Regions from separate parts of the Mus musculus genome. Here region 2 is linked to region 1. A link is a contact called in ENCODE Hi-C or POLR2A ChIA-PET data. All regions are on one chromosome and are shown on one strand. The core of a region is the stretch at or near the end of the contact, and the rest is flanking DNA. Distances in the headings are between cores, read along the strand shown. Region 1 holds the start of Tln1 (talin 1). Region 2 holds the start of Pigo (phosphatidylinositol glycan anchor biosynthesis, class O).

Region 1 (5,403 bases), core at 2,034-4,533:
GAAGCTATCATCTGAAGTTAGAATTTTAAAAATATGAAGATAATAAGAAGTTACAGCGACGTGTCATTTATTGACTATATGTTAATTGCATTAGATACATATATAATTTCAGTTAATCCTTACAACAACCCTGCAAGGTAGGTGTTATCATCTCCATTTTTACAGGTTAGGAAGCTGGGGCTCCAGAATGTTAAATACTTTTCCAAAGGACTTGTCCAAATAATAAGCTGTGAAGCCAAAATCCGAACCCAGGTCTCTCTGCCTCCAAAGCCCAAGCTCTCTCCATTAGGTCAGTCGAAGATGAGTCAAAGGTATCGTCCCAGGCACAGAGAATAGCACTAGCAAAGGTTGAGAGGCAGGAGATCTCGGAGGAATGCCCAGGAAAGTGAGGAGGCAAGCTGGCTGGAGCACGGGGCACCTGCAAGGGAGCAGCGGTGGGGACGTCAGGGTTAAGATGGAAAGGCAAAAGCGGAGAGAGCAGTATGAGGAACCTAACTGACTGGAGGGGAACAGGAGGCCAAGGAAGCTTTAAACAGGGACATCCCCAGCACTGGGTTTTCGGGCAACTCTGGGGCCAAGTTAGGAGGAGACTGTATTAGTATAAGCGATAATAAAGCCAGAGTTAAAGCTGTATGGAGAGGAAGTTGCCATTCAGAAGAAAAGTAGAACTGACATACAGGACTCAGAAAACTGAAGCCAAAATCAGCTTCCTATGACCAGTACCCATTTACTGACTAGACAGCTTCAGTTTAATAAACCAGGGAAGGAGAGGGGACTAAGTCAGGATGTGGGAATGACGCTGGGTGGTAAATGATGCGATAGGAAGTATCTGTAGCAGGGGCACAGAGGTGGGGTTACTGACAGTATTAGGCTGTGGCTGGGGATCACAGGGTGTAGAAAAAGAGACCAGGAGCGTGATGGTAGGGAACAGACACATGATGAGCCACTGAGCAGGTGGGGAGGGAAAAGCATGAGTCCATGGATGCTGACTAAACCGGGGATGACAGGGAGGCCGGAGGCCGGGTCAGGAGCTCCAGAAGAGCTAGGGATGTGGTAAGCTGCTAAATTGGGCTAGTGGGGAGAGAGTGAGAGAACACTGACAGCGGCTAGGCAACCCTGGGTTGGAAGGAGAGGCAGCATGGGGAGGGGACAGTGTTGTGGTCACTGGCAGGGTCAAGCTGGGAGTGACATGGGGGTGTGGTCAGTGGCCTGGCTGGGCGTGGGATCAGTAAGACCAAGTTTCCTCTTTGGGTATCATTTCCTCTTTTCTGTCGGGGAGTGGGGGAAGGGGATCCACAACTGGACCTAGAAGTAAAAGGAGGCTCAGAAACCAGGGGGTACACATGGGAAGAGCCCGGTGGCGGGGGGGGGGGGGGTTCAGCAGCTGACCAGGTGGTATGCAAGTATGAGAAAGTGCTCTCCGATGTTGGGAAAGCTCAGGTTTGAGGGACATGAAGTAAAGTAGGATGTGTGGATCAAGAGACAGAGACAGGGGTGTGGGGGTGGGAAATGGTTCAGATGAACAGCAGGAGACGAGCTAAAGACCACGACAGTATCTGTAAGGAACTGTAAAGGTATGCAATGTGGGACCAGGGAGGGCAAAGAGACAGAGAGAAGGCAGTGTGTGGAGAATGAGGGAGGCTCGAGTCAAACTGTCATCATTTAGTCGACAGCGTTCCCTTGGTCAGCTTCCCCTCAGTCACAGGCTTCCTATTCCCCATCCTCACTTAGGACCTTGTCTGACTCCTGGGTCTCTTTCCATTTCCCACCTCCCACCTCGTAAACATCACAGCCCAGAAATCCCTGTCTCCCAGTGGTGGTGGCCTCTGGAAGCCTTGTGCTTAGGCAGTAGACTAGAGAAAGCAGAGTCCTGGCACTTCTAGCTGAGGTCCAGAGCTCTAGCACTTCTTTGGGTAAAAGAGGCCTCTGTAACTGCACAGGAATAAGAGAACTCACTACAAAACAAAGGTAGCTACTTCCTGCCAACTTCTTACATTTTACCAGCTCAGCTGTAGCTGCAGCCTCAACCCCTAACGCTATCACCAATTCCTAACATTAATGCTGACTTTATTTCCTATTTCCCTATACATTGACATTCACCCCTTTCCCAGAAGACACCCATACTAATCTGGCTTTTATTTTTAGGCCCAAATCCCCCAAATTTAACCCTAAATACTCCCTCCCACCCCACCCTGCAGTTCTAAAGCTCATTTGTAACTTGGTTCTTAATTAACCTTTTCACTGTTTATTCTTAATACTGACCATGACACCGGCCTTTAATCCCTAAAACGGGCATCTAAGCCAATTCCTGTTGATCCTTAACCCGATCCTGTACTCTGACTTAATGCTGGTCATTGCAGAAAATAATGACCTCAGTTTAAATGTCACATATGCGAAACAGACTTGACTCGTGCAGCAAATGTTTAGAATGTAGTTCACCTTCTTAACTTCTAAAGGGATCCTTGCTTCCTAAACGCGACGGCACCTAACCCAAACTCACCCCAAGTTTTCCTAACCACTTACTCACTATCGGCTAATACCAAAGCCCATCCCCGCCCAGTGCCTCACTGCCACCCAGTGCCTCACTGCCACCCCATTTCTACCCGTCCCCAAACCTAGCCGAGACAGAGAACTGTCTACCCCCGCGAAAGGGCCTGCTTCTCGCAACAAGGCCAGCTTAATTCCAAATCCAAACCGAAACATACTGGACCCTGACCTCCCTAACCAGACACAGGATATGCAGGAGGATTGGGGGCCCCGCCCGCCGCTTCCCGGGCTGGCCCGATCCCGCAGCCCCACCTAGAAGCTCGGCCCAGCCCGTCCGGCCTACCTGCGCTGCCCGGCTCTGCGCCCCGCCCTGGGCCCGCTACCCGCTCCTTCTCCCGGTCGCTTTTGGGGCTCCGGCCTCGCCCTCCCTTCGACACACTCTCGGCCACTTCCGTCCTGGAAACGTCCCCCACCCGCCGGCGGCGCCCTGGGCCCGCGCTCTATGGTAGCGGAGACTGCAGGAAGCTGCTCTGGCCGTAGTTCTCGATGCTCGGGCGCCCGCGAAGCCTGGCCGCCCCTCCCCAGCAGGAAGCGAGCGTGCAGAGCTCTGGAGAGAACGCCCGAACTAAGCTGGAGTTCCCTTTTAAACGCTTAAGTTTTTTTTTTTAATAGCTCGAGGCGAAGGCGGACAAGGATCCTCAGAATCCCCGCCCTGGGGCGTGGGAAGCTTGAAAGGACGTCCCCATAATTTGCATAGCCCCCGGGACGTGGCGCAGCCCAGGAGCCACTTCCGAGTTGGAGAGAACTCCAAGTCCCAGGATTCCACGGGGCTATGTGCACCACTTCCGTTGTGTTGGAAGCTGAGGAATACAGAAGCTGAGAGACGGGTGCGGTTTAGAGTGACAGCTAGGCCCTTGTCCCGGAGTGACGGAGGTTAAGTCGAGCCGACTGGACAGACTGAGGGGTCGTGCCTGAGGTTCGGAGGTTGGATCTGCGCGGAGGGATTTCTATCCATAGATATCCCAAATGGATCCTGGTGGTCAGGATCTGCTAGCTTTGGATCCCGGTGATCAGGACCTGCTGGGCTTCCTGCTAGAGGAAAGCGGAGATTTGTGGGCTGCGACTGAGCCGGACGTGAAGGCTCCGCTGGACTTAGAGCTGTCACCTTCCGAGGTGGGTGGGTGGGTGTTCCCAGTGGGGGAAGCTAGGGATGTCCGCGAGACCCAAGGTACGGAAATAAATCAAGGCCTTTGAATTTGATAGAACTCCGTGCAAGAACTGAGCGACTGGGAGGTAGAGGATTTACTGAGCTCTCTGCTCAGTCCCTCAGTATCGCGGGATGTTCTCGGCTCTTCCAGCTCTTCCATTCTCCATGATCACAACTACTCCCTTCCACAGGAGCACGTCTCCATAGATCTAGGTGAGTGTGAAATGATAAGTTGTGGGGGAGGAGAGAGCTCACTGGGCTAGCTGGTTCTACTTTCCCTTTTGCAGATACTGAGAGCTTCGAAAAGGAGGGGTTCCACGTGACTCCACTGCCAGGGGAGGAAAGAGCAGCGGAACAGGTGCTGGACTTGATTTTTTTTTTCAGGATTACCTCACTTTGCAGCAGCCAAGATCCCCCATACTGCTCTGAGAGCTCCATGCAACTCTGCTCTCTTCACTATTTCCTCCATCCTTAGGAGATGTCTAGGCTGATACTGACCGAGGAAGAGAAGAAGCTCTTGGAGAAGGAGGGGCTCACTCTGCCCTCAACCCTTCCTCTCACTAAGGTAAGGCTCCTGTTGGTAGAGCAAAGGCTGGAGGGGGTTGGTAACCCAAGTAGGCAAGCTCAGTTTGTTTCATATCAATCACTTGCAAAAGGACAAACCAACTCCTACAAGTTCTCTCATCTCCAAACACACACCCACGTCAAAAGATAATGTTTTAAATGTAACTTTAGTACAGAGCCTTGAAAGTGAAGGGCCTTGATAGCTTCCGTTGTTATCTTGGGACCTCGAATCATACTCAGTGGTAGAAATGCTTGAGAGGCTGACTCAGTCTAACAACATCAACAATCGTCAAAGCTGGACATGATGGTGCACCCCTCTATAACCCTAGCACTCTGGAGGCAGGAGCAGGAAGGTCTTCACAAGTTCAAAGTCACTTCCCACGTGCTGGGATTACAAGAATACTGCATCTAGTTTTTGTGGCAAATTTTTTTAATGTCATTTGCCTTTTTAATATTGTCTTACTTCTGATATGTAGATATTTACTTATTTGGGGCAGGTGGATCAGCATTAACGGACAGACTTAGCTTCATGTTGAGTTCAGGCAAGCTTGGGCTATGTGAGAAACCATCCCCTATCCCTCTATCACTATTACAAGATGAATGAGCAATATATTGGGAGGAAAGGAAACGGAACTTGGAAATTATCAATAGTGGTTCTGTCCCTAGGATAGTAACTGTCTTGTCTTCCTTTACACTGGCCAGAGCATGCCATAATTCCCCTACCCACTGGGATTGGAGTACAGTACCTCATGAATGTTCATCAATGCTCACTGCTGAGCCACGCCCTCTGGCCCTTGTTGTTAAGGCAGGGTCTTGTAAACCCAGGCTGGGCTGGCCTCAAACTATGTAGTAGGGAAAGAATGCCTTTGAATTCCTGATTCTCCTGCTTCTAACTCCCTCGGACTAGATTACAAGTGTATGATGTCACTCTTGGCTAGTGTCCAAGTTTGACAGGCATTATCAGAGAATGTAAGAGTTAACTTTATTCAGTTTTAGTTTCTGAAAGAAAAAAAGTTGAAAGTACCTTAAGATAAGGATATATTCTATATCACTTTAGAGACTCTAGGAAAATCAAATGAATGGAAATTATAAGAAGATTGATGTTGCTTTAGGATAAGGGTAGATGTTGTTGTTGTTAGTTTTGA
Region 2 (5,403 bases), core at 890-3,389, 540 kb before region 1:
TAGGATAGAGGTGTTCCAAGATGCCGTTATCCACTGTGTGCAGGTCTCTGACATTGAAGGATGAGAAGAAGAAAGCTTGAGAAAAGGCTCCGGGGAAGAGGTCTCTCCAGGTATCATCTCCCATGAAGACTACACGCCTTCCTGTAGAGACAAGAGGGGAATCGGATCGATCGTATCTTGTTCATGTGAGAGCCAGAACAGGGGAGATTATAAGAGAAGACTCTAGAAAAAAACAAACAAACAAACAAACAAAACACAAAGGGCAAGGGGAGACAGCTCAGTGAGTCAAAGAGCTTGCCACCAATCCGGACCACTTGAGTTCAATACTCAGAACCCACAGGGTAGAAGGAGAAAATCAACTTCCAAAGTTGTCTTCTCACCTCCATAAGTGTACCATGTCACATCCATACGCTGTGTGTGTGTGTGTGCGTGCGCACGCACGAGCACACTCTTGAGAGTACTATCCCAACCACACATCCTGTTTTGAGACAGGTCTTACTCTACAGACCAGGCTCATCTGGAACTCAGAGATCCTCTTGCCTCTGCCTCTTGAGTGCTGGGATTAAAGACACATGCGCAATGCAGTGCCCTTGACCTGCTCTCTTCATAAGCAGTGAGTGAACATAACTTGGATCCCTCTACCCTTTTTTCTCCATCCTTGCAAATTCCTATCTTCATTTCTTCCTTAATCGGATGCTCCCACGAGTTACAAACAAACATTTTGTGCAGATTAGAAGCTTCATTGAGGACAAAAATCTCTGGGCCTTTCTACACACAAGATCCCATCTATTTCTACTCTCTGTTTCCCTACACCATAGCCAAATATACGGCTGGGTACCTGAAGTCCTGGCTCCCCAGCTTCTATAGTCCCCAGAGGCACATACTGACCTGCACTGTTGAGCTGTTGGATGACATTATCTTCCACTATAGCATGGCTGGCAAAGTTACTGCCAGCATCAATGAAAGTCGGCAGCGAGCCAGTGGTGAGAGCCTTTAGACGCTGCATGGTGGTCGTGGGGGGGTCCACCTGAGATCGGTACAGCCGGCCATGGTGGGGTTGACTCTCTAGGATCCTCTGCAAGGAACCTAATTTTCCCAGAAAAGGCACGGAGACAGGAGGTTCCCCAGGCACATGCGAGCGCTGAGGCTGGGCAAAGTCAAACCGCAGAGCGTCTATCAGTACCAAAACCACCCTGGAGAAGCGGGAAGGCATCCAGCAAGCCCCAGGCTTTCCATGACTTCCCCACGGCAAGGGACCAGGGCCTGGGAGCTCTTGGCAGCTGCTTTGATTGGTGAGCTCCAGACGAGTGAGAAGGAAGCCACTGGTGAAGAGTGCAATGCCAGCGTAGAAAAGAAAACAGACCCAGGCTAAGAAGAGGAGCACAGACACCTTCCGCATCCTGGGAGAGAAGAGAATGTTCATTGGGGTGCGAAGAAACCATGGACGTTTTGGCTCTCAAAACAATGCCCAACAACAATCACGTACTGCTATAAACTTCAGGACGTAAACAAACCATAGCTAACTCGTTGCAGCTGTTTCTACCAGTCATACCATCTGACGGTGAGAGGCTGAGACCTTGGATCTCAACCTGACGCCCAGGCTACACCTACCGATTCAGGTTCTGGGGGTGAGCACGGGAGCCTGTGCATATCCAACCGGGAGATCTAATGCTGTCAAACCACAGTCTAGGAGGAAGACTATTCCAAATGGTAGGTAGATTGTTCTCTGACAGTCCATTTCAATGGCTCTCTTCGGACTAACTCAACATTTCCAGGGTGGCAATAGACAGAAACCACACGGATTAACTGGATTGAGTAAACGGCGCCGCCTGGCGGGAACCGAGGAAACGACGGGGAGGAGTCTTGCTCCGCTTCCGGGCGGCCAGGCTCAAGAAAAAACCGAAGGAACGACGTCCCCAGGAAGCCCGGTATAAAGCCCATTGAGCTAAGCTGGGATCCAGAAGTCCCGGCAGCTCTGTCTCCTCCGGTGGGAACCCGGCCAACACCTGGACATGCTCCCTCTGATACTGGGCACCCCGGCAGTAAGCTGAGACACCCGTCCTAGGGGTGACAGTAACAGAGGTAACAGGGAGACCTTGGCTCACCTGGATCCGCGCCCGGAAGTGCAGCGGCAGGGCTCGCTGTCTGGCACCACAGAGGTGTGCAAGCCTGACAGAGCGCCCTACCAGGAGATTTGTCGCCGCCTGCCGGCACCAGCAGGGAAGTTCGACAAGAAACGTGGGGCTGAAAACTTTGATAGGAGGTTCAGTAATTCATAAATGAGGGCAAGGTCTAAGAGAGGGGGATGATGACTGGGTGTGTACAGAAGCATGAAAGAAGAAAAGCCCAGGGACCACCGAGCATTTTATTATATGTATGTTTGTACAATGCACTTTGTGCTGCAATTGCTTTTAGCCACTCAGCCCTCTCTCCAGACTCACTGTCCATTTTTGGTTGTTTTTCAACACAAGGTCTGAGTGCTGGGAACTAAACTTTGGTCTTCAGCAAGAGCAGTACATGCTCTTAATCACTGAGCCATCTTCCCAGCCCCATGCTTCAAGTTCTCACTGCTGAGACTTCCCTCCCGTGATGAACTAAAACTGTCTGGTAACTAGCTCCTTTAGATGTTCTTGTCAAGAGCACTTTTTCACAGTAACAAAAAACATAAACTAGCCGGGCAATGGTGGTGCACGCCTTTAATCCCAGCACTTGGGAGGCAGAAGCAGGCGGATTTCTGAGTTCCAGGTCAGCCTGGTCTACAAAGTGAATTCCAGGACAGCCAGGGCTCTACAGAGAAACCCTGTCTCAAAAAACCAACCAACCAACCAAACAAACAAACAAACAAACAAAAAAAAAAAACAACAAAACCCAAAAAACCTGTCTTTAAAAATACATCTAAATAAAAACTTATACATGACAGGTGGTGGTGGCAAACACCTTTAATCCCAATTGACAGAGTTTGCTTAGCATTCGCAAAAACCTGGGCTAACCCAGCCTGATTTTTAGTTAGCATTCTAGAAAACCTGGTACACTTGCACACGTCTGAGATGCCAGCACTTGGGAGGCAGAGGCAGGATCCTCTTAACCACCAAGATCGTCCTCGACACCACAGCTCCTCTGGGGCCAGCCTGGGATAAAGGAGACACTGTCTCAAAACAGTAACCACCTAAAAATCAGCGGTGGCAAACACTCACTGAAGGCATCACTCTCAAGGCAGAGGCGGGCGGATCTCTCTGAGTTCCAGCTTGGTCCACAGAGCTTGTTCTAGCCAAGGCTGCACTGAGAACCCTGTCTTGAAAACATGAAATGAGTAAGCTGGCAGAGTATGGCAGCACTCGGGAGGTATAGGCAGGTTAGGTCACATGCATTTAATCAGCCTGGGCTACACACGGTGACCCTTGCTCTAGAAAACAAAAAAGTGGGTTATCTGTATGGTATGTGAGTTTTATCTCAGTAGGAAAAAACAACTTTTATCTTCTTAGTAAATGTGTGGCACCTACCTATAGGGGTCCTACAAATTTACACGTAAGTCCCTCTTCCCCCTTTAAATACATCTAGTTGCTGCTGCTTTGCTTCTGGTAACCGTTCAGCCACAGCACAGCAGTTTCTTTGCTCTTGTGTTCATAAGCCAGGTATGCTCTGCCAATGGGCATCTGAATGGGTCTCTCTCTCCTCCTTCATGTCTGAGCTCAAGTATAATTTTCAGCGAGGTTTCCTGGAACTCTCAACTTGTCGGTTCACCAGAGCACTTTGAACTTACAGTGGATCCAACTCAGGCCATTCGGCTTGTACTGCAGGAGGCTTTTACTCACAGAGCCACCTTACCAGCCTGGCTTATGACTTTTTATCACGCTCTGCTTCCTTGTATTGCCACCCTGACTTGGATTCTGTGAAAGCAGACACCTCTGGGGTTCAGTTCTGTTATTGCTGCTTTGAGACAGGGTCCCACTAAGTACTTAAAGTTGGCCTTGATCTCACAGTCCGTTAGTCTGCATCACCACAGCCATCTCTCAACTGCTTTTGTAAACCCTAGTTTATTAATAGCTTAATAGTCTACACCCTCTGCCCTTTAAGACCGCCATACCATAAGGGCAAGCTGTCCTTTCCCGTGTGTCCCCAAGCCCCTGCACCACTGTGCAGCTGGCAGTTCAGCAGACCATGCCTCAATCCCCGTACAGCCGAGGTTTCTCTTGACGACAGGATGACTTCACTTCACATGAAGTGAATCCTTGTCACGCGTGGAGAATCAACTCCTCACACCGACCTGGACTGAAGGGTGGAAGTGGACGGCCAAAGACGACCCGAGTGGCTTTCCTAACTTCATCCCCCAATCAATGAGGACAGTTTCCCATTTGCCACTGGTCACTTTATTACATGATTAGTAAGTTCAAATAAAAAAATAAAAACTAAAATTTGGCCGGGAGGCTGGAACCAGAATCTTTTTTGAGAGCAGCTCCCGGCCCCTAGACTCCCTGGCCGAGTCATCTCTACTAACTGAGCTTGACTCTACCCAGTTCTTCAATACTCGTGTCTGTAGCCTGGACATCTCTTCTGCTCTGGCTGGAGTTCTGGGCTCCGGGCACTGGGGCTTTGGTGAGAGCCCCATAGACACCCATGGCCTAAAGAGAAAGACCAGAGAGAAAGAGCCGTTAAGAACCATTTGAAGCTTTGTCCCAAAACACAAAGGGGCCGGTCAACTCTTGGTTTTTCTTTCTTTTTCCCTTCCTTCTTTTCTTTTTTGAGACACAGTTTCTCTGTGTAGTCCTAGCTGTCCTAGAACTCACTCTGTAGACCAGGGTGGCCTTGAACTCACAAAACTCTGCTTGCCTGTGGACTAAAGCTATGTGCCACCAACACCTGGCTTTAGTTTTTCCTTTTTCTTTATCATCTTTCTCCTATTTTTCTTTCTTCTTCTTCCTTCCTTCTTCCTTTTCTTCTTCTCTTCTTCTCCCTCCTCCTCCTCTTTTTTTTGTTGAGACAAGTTTGCATTGTGTAGCCTGACTAGCTTCTAACTGTGAACTTCCTACATCTCCTCCTGAGTGTTGGTATTACAGGATTGCACTGTCACACCCAGCCCCTTGGTTTTTCTTATCCTTCAAGCCTCAGTTTTCTGAGCCTTGCAAACAATTCTAAGTCTCTTACATCAAACCATCAAAGCAGGGCGGCTCCCAACACTGACACAGGAATCTGCAGGAGTTAGTGGAAACCTTCATTCTTAGCTCCTGACACTGTTATTGTATGCTTATCTTCAAAGAGCTCTAACCTGAGCCACCATACTCGTGACGTCGCTGGGATTGGAGGGCAGTAGCACTGTGTTGGAATCCTTGGCCAGTTTGGAGAATGCGCTGACATACTGCTCAGCCACAGTGAGCGAAGCTGCTGCATCTCCATTCTGTAGCCACA

Evidence for each region. A loop is a pair of places that touch in the nucleus more often than their neighbours do. ChIA-PET counts read pairs that join two places held with the same protein, here RNA polymerase II (POLR2A).
Region 2: a loop to region 1 is called in a map of regulatory T cell, with 3 times the contacts of the local background. The contact joins the promoter of Pigo here to the promoter of Tln1 in region 1. A Hi-C loop is called at or near these places in 7 of 37 maps with a recorded cell type or tissue (T-helper 17 cell, T-helper 2 cell, gastrocnemius and 3 more). POLR2A ChIA-PET finds 5 or more read pairs at or near these places in 3 of 5 experiments (Patski and embryonic stem cell).

What each region holds. Positions count from the first base shown.
Region 1 is chr4:43,559,300-43,564,702 of GRCm38, forward strand. Tln1 (talin 1) reads right to left here and starts at 3,284. Exons shown (of 57, transcript NM_011602.5): 1 at 2,831-3,284. It overlaps Creb3 (cAMP responsive element binding protein 3), which reads left to right and starts at 3,359. Exons shown (of 9, transcript NM_013497.4): 1 at 3,359-3,660; 2 at 3,751-3,907; 3 at 3,982-4,052; 4 at 4,170-4,259. The coding sequence starts at 3,514.
Region 2 is chr4:43,023,675-43,029,077 of GRCm38, forward strand. Pigo (phosphatidylinositol glycan anchor biosynthesis, class O) reads right to left here and starts at 2,140. Exons shown (of 11, transcript NM_001305386.1): 1 at 2,106-2,140; 2 at 889-1,400; 3 at 1-141. The coding sequence starts at 1,399. Stoml2 (stomatin (Epb7.2)-like 2) reads right to left here. Exons shown (of 10, transcript NM_023231.2): 9 at 5,264-5,392; 10 at 4,016-4,619. The coding sequence ends at 4,491.